Regions from separate parts of the Mus musculus genome. Here region 1 is linked to region 2. The links are chromatin loops, found by intact Hi-C in ENCODE. Cell type or tissue: gastrocnemius. All regions are shown on one strand.

Region 1 (5,000 bases), 1.1 Mb before region 2:
CCTCGTGGGGCTTCGTGGCCTGGGGGTCTGAGGGCCATGGCCCGGCCCAGGGCCACCGGAGAAGAGACCAAGTCTCACAGGTCTCTCCCCCAACTTTGACTTAGTTCAGATCTTACAGAAAGAACCTATCATCCAAACGAAGGAGAGTTTTGCCCCTCAATCACCCAAGGACTCTGCCAGTTCAGCTCCCACGCCCCTGTCTGTTGTTGGGGAAGATAGGTGTCGGGTTACCAGTCCAGGGGCTATAGTTAGCCCCGGGGACTTTGTCCAGCTGTTTGTTCAGGATCTGCGATCTGCGAGCGCCTGCCGGCACTTCAGCTCCAGTCAGCCGCAAAGAACCATAGCCCTGGGCCGGGCCGCTCTCTGTCTCAACTTCTTCCAGGTGGGTTCCCATCCCTGCCCCGCCCAGCCCCGCCCCTCTTGCGGCAGAGTCATATAAGTGGCCCACCTATACCATCGCAAAGAAGTCCTGGAGACCCTGGGTGTGGGGCCATCTTGTAGTCATAGACTAGGGCTGACATGGGGACAATAAAGTCTGAAGCCACATCCATCCTTAAACTCATCCTCAGCTTCACCCCTCATCCCTCCTGAGTTCCAGTCCTTGACTAAGGACCCTCCTAGGCTGAAGGAAGGAAGGTCCTGGAGCCCATCCAAGCCAGCACTCCCCTCCACTGGCTTCATCATCATCAGGGTCCTGCTGTCTCGGGACTCGTCCTAGGATGATTCTGGAGGATCTGCTGATGGTCCTCAGCTGCCTCAGCTTGCACGCCCTCTGGAAGGTAACTCTAGCGACTATCCTTTGTCAACAAAGTCAGTTGTGGGTCAGAGGCTGAGAAGGTGGTGGTGGAGGAGGAATGATAACGGAAACCCTTCCCAAGAGGCTCTTCCCTCCTCCCAGTCCTCTTCTCAGGAACTTCTATTCCATTAGGGAATCCAAGTGCCAGGTCATTCTCCCAGAATACCACCTCCCTGTGCTCCCTGATCCCCGTGTGAAGTCTCCTTCCATGCTACCCCTCCATAGAGATTGCCTCCACCTTTCTCCTTCCCACTGCATACCACAGGCTCAATGCAGGCAAACCCCTGTCCACACGGGTATGCTGCTGTAGACCCTGGCAGGCCCTCTCCCCTCCCACATCACACTCTGGGAGTATGGTTGTGCTGAGGACAAAACACTCCTCCCTTCCTTGAGTTTAGGATGAAGCCTTCTAAAGTAGAGAGGATGCAGGAACCCCGGAGCTGACAGTAAAGTATACTGAACTGCAGGGCTTCCCCGAGGATGAGAAATGGCTAAGAGGGTTGGGGACCAGGGCAAGGATCAGACACTGGCTGCACATTGCCTGCATACGGAATAGCAGTGCCAGGAAAGCACAGGAACCAGGCAGACTCGATTCTTGGTCAGATGCCGCCCCTCTAGGTTGTGCCGCAATTATCCTCATGCTCTCCTCACAACCCTGTGAGGCTGGAAGCATCCTTAATCCATAGGTGAAGAACATGAAGTCCAGATCCCAGAGCCAGCAGGTGGTGCTTACACAAACCCATGGCTGTCCGACTCCATTGCCTGTGTTATTTGTGTCTGTTTCGGATCCTGCCAATTGCATGCATCAGCTATGTCGCACAGAAATGAAAACCTGTCCCCAGCAGTCCCTGGCCAGTGTTTTAAACTTACACTTTGGCCTCTGTGGCACCTCCCTTGTGTCCATAGGTTCGAGCTGTTCCTATCCTGCCCCTGAGCCTGGTTCCAGATACCTTTGATGATGCCTATGTGGGCTGCTCTGAGGAGATGGAGGAGAAAGCAGGCCTGCTGCTAAAGGAAGAGATGGCACGCCATGCCCTGCTGCGGGAATCCTGGGAAGCAGCACAAGAGGCCTGGGCACACCGGCGTCACAAGCTCACTCTACCTCCTGGCTTCAAAGCCCAGCACGGAGTAGCGATTATGGTGTACACCAACTCATCCAACACCTTGTACTGGGAGCTGAACCAGGCCGTACGGACAGGAGGTGGCTCCCGGGAGCTCTACATGAGGCACTTCCCCTTCAAGGCCCTGCATTTCTACTTGACCCGGGCTCTGCAGCTGCTGCGGGGCTCTGGAGGGTGCAGTAGGGGACCTGGGGAGGTGGTGTTCCGAGGTGTGGGCAGTCTTCACTTTGAACCCAAGAGGCTGGGGGACTCTGTCCGATTAGGACAGTTTACCTCCAGCTCTGTGGATGAGAGAGTGGCTCGCAGGTTTGGGAATGCCACCTTCTTCAATCTAAGGACTTGTTTTGGGGCTCCTATCCAGGCGTTGTCTGTCTTCCCTGAGGAGCGTGAGGTGCTGATACCCCCACACGAAGTCTTCTTGGTCACTGGGTTCTCCCAGGATGGAGCCCAGAGCATAGTGACTCTCTGGAGTTATGATCAGACCTGCAGCCACTTTAACTGCGCCTATTTGGGTGGTGAGCGATGAATGGGAGACAGAGAATGGCAGGGTGGGTGAAAGAAGCCAGTGTATTCTGACCCAGTCCCCAGAGCCTTCAGGAACCACTTGGTTAGTGAGATTGGGGCTCCACCAGGTCCTGGGAGAGTTCAAGATCTGTGGACATCCTCAGATGACTGTCTTCTCAAAAGGTCCTCTGTAGTACCTCGTAGACCAAGGAACAGCGAGAAGGAGGCAATATTGCTTCCGGTCTCAGTAGGCTCTGACTTGATGGGGCTAACAAGGTAGGAAGTGCCAGGTTCAGTTGTGGAGGCGGGGACAGTGGAAGAGTGACAGATGTGTGGGTAGGAGCAAGGATGGACAGGCAACCTGGAATTGTTGCCCGGGGAGAAGCTGAAGGGGAGCGAGGGCCTGCTTTGAGGAGAAGACCCCGGGGTCTTACTATGCTATCTGTTGCAGGGGAGAAGAGACGTGGCTGTGTGTCCTCAAGAGGTAGGTCACCCTCCAGCCTGCTCTGAGACTTGTTCCAGCTTCACTGGCCCTGCTGCCCCGCCTCACCATCTTTTCTCCTTTCTCCAGCAGTCGGGCAGCCAGAGGCACCCTCCACAGAGGCTCTGGCTCTGCAATCAGGAAAGACACTGCTCTTGGACCCAAGGAAGCTGCAGCTCTCCAGAGCTGGACCCTGAAAGCCTCTTAGGACTCTTGGGAACTAATGACCTTACTATGAAGAAGGGGCTTTGAACGGCTGCAGGAAGCAGGAGTGTGGTTCTGGTTCCAGTCCTAGGAGCCACCTGTCCAACCAGAGTTGGAGATCTGAGGCCATGGCAGGGTTGAGGGAACCCCACAGTGTGGTGGGAACTTCCTAGGACATGCAAGGTAAAGACTGGATGGCTACTCAATTAAACAGAGTTGTGGTGTGGAGACATGGCTTTTATGACTGGTTTATTGCATGACGTCATTTGTCCTTGACAAGCTTGAAAGTCGAGGGATGGAAACTAATTTCCCAGTCATCCGGGTCACACATTGTAGCCTCTGTGCCTGATGCTTCTTAACAGCCACAGGGGCCTCATGAAGTCAGGGAGGGGATAGATTGATACCCATCCCTGAAGAGAATGCCAGGCCAAGAAAGGGCACCACCTCCAGGCCTCCCATCTCTCAGACCTACCCACTCAGGTCTCCTGCTTCTCTGGCCTCCTAGCTCCCAGTCTTCCAGTCTCCTAGGCCAGAACGTTTTTCACTAAAGACCTAAGGAATCCCAAAAGTAGGATTCTAAACCCCAGAACTCAAAGCAAGCTGTTTCTCTCTTCCCTCCTCCCACAGCGTCCATTTTAGGGGAAGTAAAGGAAGGAATCTTAGGATGCCAAGAGATGGAGACTACCATCTGACTTCCACAGCAGAAATTTTACTGAGGCAAAAAAACAAATAAAATAAAATAAAATAAAATAAATAATAATAATATTAAAAAGCACCATGGTCTTCTACTGTGAGACCCTGGCTCTACCCAACACAGCAGCTGCACTTAGTGACAGAAGAGACCCTTCTGTTGCCTTAGGACTCGCCCTTGGTCTCCAGATCTCCTTCCAGGAGCAAGTCCCCTGACCCCTCTGCTTCTTGCTCCCTGTGAACCAGCACATGGGCAGAGGAGGAAGAGCCGGGCTCTCCAGGAGCGGGAGCTCCAGCTTCACCTGTGCCATCAAGGCCATCTCCTAAAGAGACTTCGGTCTCCACAATCCCAGGCATAGTCAGCTCTGCTGGGGTGTCAGAGGTAGGGGGGCCCAGGTTCTGGAAGCTGTTGCGCACTCGGGTGATGTATCTACTGAGGATGCTGGCACCATCCGGAGGCCGTGGTGCCCCTCCCGCCGCCAGGTTCTTCTGCACACTGGCCACCTCGCTTTGCAGTCGAGACACAGTCTTGGTCAGCTCTGTCAGTCTGTTGCCCAGGTCTGAGAGGAATCAGGGCAGGTCTTTCAGAAGGGAGCCTGCTCAGTACCTCTTCTGTCTATCTGCACCCCACCCCCACTGAACCCAGGGACACCCTGTCTGGATGCTAAAGGGGGACTGCAAGAACTGAGGGGTCAGGTAAATGTGAGTATTAATTTAAGGACAGCCTGTGACAAAGAAGGAAAGCCTTAGCTGGGGTTGGTAGTGCAGGCCTGCAGTCCCATCTAGTTGGGAGACTGGGGAAGATGATGGAGAGTTCGAAGCCAGCCTAGGCTTCAAAGTGAGTTCAAGATGAGCCTGGGCAACTTGGTAAGACAGGAAGAAGGAAATGGGAGGGGGAGGGGGGAAACTCGAGATCAATATCTGAGCACACATAAATGAGGGAATGAGAGCAAAGCAATATGAAAGGCAGAGTAACAGATAAGCTGTGCCTTTCTAGGGTAGGAAGGACGGGACTAGAGCCTAATGCAGAAGTGTGGAGGGTGAGTCTGGGTGTGGACACTCTTCCAAGGCGAGCCAAGGACAGCAAAGGGGTTGCATCACAAGTGAGCCACTGACCTTTCCGACGGGTCTCCTCGAACTCGCGCCGGGCAGTCTCTATGTAGCGCTGCACCAGAGCCTTGATGACTCGAAGGCGGTAGGACAC
Region 2 (5,000 bases):
AGAAATTATAGGCTGGGGGAGGGGGAAACCAGGAGCAGAAGTTTGAGTACAGACTGGTGAGATTGTTCAGTGGATAAAGGCGCTTCCCGAAGATCCTACAACCTGAGTCCAATCCCTGACCCGGGAGGAGGGATGGTAAAAAGAGAACCAACTCCTTAAATTGTCATCTGACTTCCACATATATTGCTGAGGCCAGCACACACATGAGCATGTGTGCACAGATAATAAATAAATAGCAGAAAGATCTGCAGCAGGTGTGAGCTGAGCTAGGCGTTCCATGGCAATTCTGGTTTCCATGGCCTGGGACAAGGTGGAAATTTTCTGTGACACTGAAAGCAATTCTTAGTCCAAGGCGAGGGAAACACTGTCTCTGTTACACCAGAGAAATAGAAACAGCTGCTAGAGCCATGGTGGGGGTTGGGTGGGGGGAAGGCTTAGAAACAGTTGGGTTAGAATCCAGGCACCAGCTTCTCATGGCTGTGTGGTTCTCAAACATGTTATTAAACCTCCTAGAATCTTAGTTTCTCTATCTGTAAAATGGGATCATAGAACCCTCCTGAACTGCTCCTAGGACATGTAAAACCAGGGCATGTATATAATATGACTTGTAGGTCCTTAGGAAGGGCACCTGGAGGAAACTTTTCCCCGACAGAGCTGAAATTTAAGGCAAAATGCAAGACTCATAAGATATCAAAACCTAGGCTGAAGAGATGGCCCAGAGGCTGAGAGCATTTGCTGCTCTCACAGAGGACCCGAGCTTGGTTCTCAGCACTTACATGGTGGTCCACAACCCTCTGTGATTCCAGTTCCAGGGTATCTAATACCCACTTCTGACCTCCGAGGGCACCAGGCAGGGATGTGGTGCACATAAATATATGTATGCATACATACATACAGGCAAGATTCTTATACACATAAAACAAAAATAATCAAAACTTTAGCATGCAGAACCTACCCACTTTTAACCAATTCTTAACATGGTGCAATCTCCCATTGGCAGCTTTGTCTATGCCCCGATCACATGACAGAGGTGAAGATGCCCCCATCACATCACAGAGGAGAAGATGCCTCAACATAGGAGCTAAAGGAGAGACCCAGAGAGGCTAATCCCTCTTTGTGAGCTAATCCAACAGTAAAGCAGATAAAAATTATGTTCAAAACACACTCTTGGACCAGGCCTCCTGGCCAAACTGGAAATCTCCTCCTCTAACTCCCAGGTTCATTGTGAGACCCACTGAGGTCCCTACCCCAACTTTATTACAAACCTATCTAAGTTCATACAGTAACTCGCAGTTCATAAGCAGGAAAACAGGGACCAGGAGTGTCAGACTCGCTCAAAGTCACAGAGCTGGTAGAAGCAGACGGGAGATTTAAACCCAGGACTCTCCCATGCCAAGGGGTACTTATTCCACAAACAATGTGAGGCCTCAGAACAGAATACAATACAAATGGCAAAAATATGGACAAGAACACACACCAAGGGAGCAACCAGGGAAACACAAGTGAAAACCACAGCATAGCATCCACACCCAGTAGGGCGGCTATGAGGGCCACAGCACAGCATCCACACCCAGTAGGGTGGCTATGAGGGAAAAGATGCAGACATTAAAATATCAGCGAGGCTGGAAATATAGTTCAGTTGGTAGAGTGCACAGGCAGAAAGCAGGAAACCCTGATCCCGCACACACATACACGGGGTATAACAGCGCACATTTGTGATCCCAGCAGTTGGGAGGTCAGAACGTCTAGGTCATCTTTGGCTACATAGCAAGTTCAGGGTCAGCCTGGGCTACACAAGACCATGTCTCAGAAAGATAATAAAGGTTTCAGCAAAGGTGTGGCATCAGAATTCTCATCTGCTGCTGGTAAGAACATAAAACTGCACAGTTCTTAGGAATGCGATTGAACAGTTCCTCAAAACTTAAACCTAAAATCATCATGAGAACCAGTAGCTTCATTTTTAGGCAGTTGCCCACGAAAGATGAAAGTACCTCCATGCTCTGGGCACGGTGGCAGCAGTGTGTAGTACCTGCACTTGGGACACTGAAGCAGCGGGACTGGAACAAGCCCAAGGATGGCCTGTGACACAACTGTGAGTCTGTTTCAAAGCAAAAACAAACCAGGCACTGGGGAGGCGGCGCAGCAGATGACCCAGGATTAGGAACCCATATCAGGCAGATCACAGCTTGCCAGGAACTTTAGCTCCACGGGATCCAGCGCTATCTTGTTCTCCTCAGGCAAATGAACACACATACACAGAGACAGACAGACAGACCGACCCACTGACCGACATTTTGTAAAGCAACACTTAGGCTAGAGAAATGGCTCAAGGGTTAAGAGTACTGACTCTTCTTCCAGCAAACCCAGGTTCAACTTCCAGGACCCACATAGTGGCACAAAACCATCTGTACCTCCAGTTCCAGGATCCTCTGGTGCCCTCTCCTGGCTTCTTCAGGAACTACACACAAGTAGTACACATAGATGCAGACAAAACCAGTCATATACATAAAATAATAAAATTAATTTTAAGCTGGACAGTGGTAGCCTTTAATCCCAAAACTCAGGATGATCTCTGAGTTTGAGGCCATCTTGGTTTTACAGAATGAGTTTCAGGAAAACCAGAGCTTTTTTTTTTTTTTTTTGGCTTTTCAAAACAGTATTTCTTTCTATAGCCAGCCCTGGCTGTCCTGGAACTTGGTCTGTAGACAAGGCTGGCCTTAAACTCAGAGATCTGCCTGCCTCTGCCTCCCAAGTGCTGGGATTAAAAGTGTGTGCCACCAAACCAAGCCAATTTTTAAACTCAATACGCAAATGTTCATAATAGCTGTATTCATAATATGCAAAAGTAGAAGTAACCTAAATTCCACAAACTGATAAATGAGCAAACCAAATATATCCATAACTAAATATATCCATATATTATTCAGCAATGAGACTTAAAGTCTGATCTATGTTATCACAGGAGTGAACCTTGAAGACACTGTTACATGAGTAAGCTAGACACAGAAGAAGCAAACGTATGGTTCCAATGCCATGAGGTATCCAGAAACAACACATCCATAAACACACAAAGGAAGTTGCTGGTTTGGAGGGGAGAGGAGGAAACAGAAGAGGAGCAAGGGCCAATGGACGCAGGATTTCTTTTAGGACAGCGGTTCTCAGCCTTCCTAATGCTGAGACCCTTTAATACAGCTCCTCATGTTATGGTGACCCCCAGCCATAGTGTAACCTTGTTGCCACTCCATAACTGTAGTTTTTCTATTGTTATGAATTGTATTGTAAATATCTGAGATGCAGCATATCTGATATGAGACTCCGGTGGAAATCACTGTTTTAGGTGTAATGGAGATATTAATCCATGGTCACTTAGACCTGTTGCCCTGAGGCCTAGGAGGACAGAACACCGGGGCAGGAATGCATGGTAGAGCAGATATAGAAAAAGAGACAGAGGAGGCTGGAGAGATGGGTCAATTCCCAGTAACTACATGGTGGCTCACAACCATCTGTAATGGGATCCAATGCCTTCTTATGTGTCTGAAGACAGTCACAATGTATTCACATACGTAAAATAAATCTTTAAAAAGAGAGGAGGGAGAGGGAGGGTTAGAGAGATGGAGTGGAGTCCCATCAACCAGGAAACAAGCCTTCAAAATATAAACATTTAAGATCCAGACCGTACCACAGAAGGCTGAGCTAGCACTAGCCATAGACAGGCAGACAGAGAAGCTTCACAGAGTTTCCTGGCAACTGACGTGAAAAGAAAGAAGCCGCCTCCAAGTGAAGGAACATGGTGGGTCCTTAGAGGAGCTATCATTTCAGGGGCGAGAGTCCTAAAATTTGATTTGAATCATTGCATCATAAGGGTTGGTTTCCTATATCCACCCCATCTGACGTTCTGATACTAAGAAAATGAAGAGCTGCAAGGGGCCCATATTTTACCATACATGTAAGCCACCAGGCTAGCCTGCTCCAGCTTCACGGATGCTGGCCAAAGACATGAAAATGTTAGTGAGAGGTAAAGAAACTTTGCCCCACACAGCAACGAGGATGGGCAGAATATCAGCCCTTGGACCAGTTCTCAAGGTCCCACAGGCCAAGGGAAAGTGAGCCAAATAATGCCTACGTGTCCGTGGGCTGGGGGACAAGAAAGGAACCTGGGGCTTAGACACTGAGTCTTTTGTGATGGGCAGTCATCCTGCCTGAACTTCGTCTCGGAGAAAGACATCTTTCATGTTCCAGACAGTCAACAAACCCGACGCTATCGTTATCTTCCAAAGCTGTTTGCTCAAAGAAAGCCTCTGCCAGGCTCTACTGAAGCAATGGAGGGCTGTCCCAGAGCATGGATGTACTGTCCCGGTCTGATAGCCTTTCTTCCCTTTTTCTGTTTGTTTTGTTGTGAGTTCATTTAAAACTACAGACAACAAAGCCTATGCCACTGTAATGTTTTGTTTATTTTTGTTTTGTTTTGAGACAGGATCTCACAACATAGGCTTAGCATGCTAGACCTTACTATACAGACCAAGTTAGCCTTGAATTTGCAGTAATCCCCCAGTGACTGCCTGGCTTTGCAAGATTACAGGCACAGGACACCATACTCAGCTTAATCCCTTTTAAATTAAAAATTTAGACTGTGTTTATTTTGGACTATATTTGCTTTGTTTTATGTATATGAGTGTTTTATGTATATGAGTGTCTTATGTATATGAGTGTTTATGTATATGAGTGTTTGTCTATGTATATAAGTGTTTATATATATGAGTGTTTTGCTTGCAGTTATGTATTTGCATCATATGTGTGCCTGGTGCCTGTAGAGGTCAGAAGAGGACATCAGATCCCCTGGACCTGGGATCATGGATGGTTGTTAGCACCTTGTGGGTGCTGGGAACTGAACCCAGGCCTTCTGCAGGAGCAGCTGGTGCTCTTACTGCTGGGCCTGGGTCATTTAACCCTTCTTGAGAGTATACGACTAAGTCACATTCAGCAATATGCATTACTATGCA

Evidence for each region. Hi-C counts contacts between places; a loop is a spot of excess contacts. Peaks named below come from ENCODE experiments on the same cell type or tissue, not always from the same donor. Only the 100,000 strongest peaks of a DNase experiment are listed, where the experiment ranks them.
Region 1: a loop joins it to region 2, with 18 times the contacts of the local background. A loop is called at or near these places in 2 of 42 quality-filtered maps.

Annotation. Positions count from the first base shown.
Region 1 is chr7:102,095,213-102,100,212 of GRCm38, reverse strand. It overlaps Xntrpc (Xndc1-transient receptor potential cation channel, subfamily C, member 2 readthrough), which reads right to left. Exons shown (of 22, transcript NR_104582.1): 21 at 4,913-5,000; 22 at 3,349-4,356. It overlaps Trpc2 (transient receptor potential cation channel, subfamily C, member 2), which reads right to left. Exons shown (of 13, transcript NM_001109897.2): 12 at 4,913-5,000; 13 at 3,349-4,356. The coding sequence ends at 3,962. Art5 (ADP-ribosyltransferase 5) reads left to right here. Exons shown (of 5, transcript NM_007491.2): 1 at 1-382; 2 at 570-779; 3 at 1,703-2,432; 4 at 2,873-2,905; 5 at 2,993-3,334. The coding sequence starts at 720. The coding sequence ends at 3,099. Among named protein-coding and RNA genes, the nearest start is that of Art5, 2.5 kb to the left of the region's middle. In gastrocnemius, no CTCF peak of the experiment used is centred here; no DNase peak of the experiment used is centred here; H3K4me3 peaks cover 2,549 bases; H3K27ac peaks cover 2,596 bases.
Region 2 is chr7:100,956,060-100,961,059 of GRCm38, reverse strand. All of the region lies in intron 1 of P2ry6 (pyrimidinergic receptor P2Y, G-protein coupled, 6), which reads left to right. Among named protein-coding and RNA genes, the nearest start is that of P2ry6, 5.8 kb to the left of the region's middle. In gastrocnemius, a CTCF peak has its summit at 2,460 (motif pointing left); no DNase peak of the experiment used is centred here; H3K27ac peaks cover 734 bases.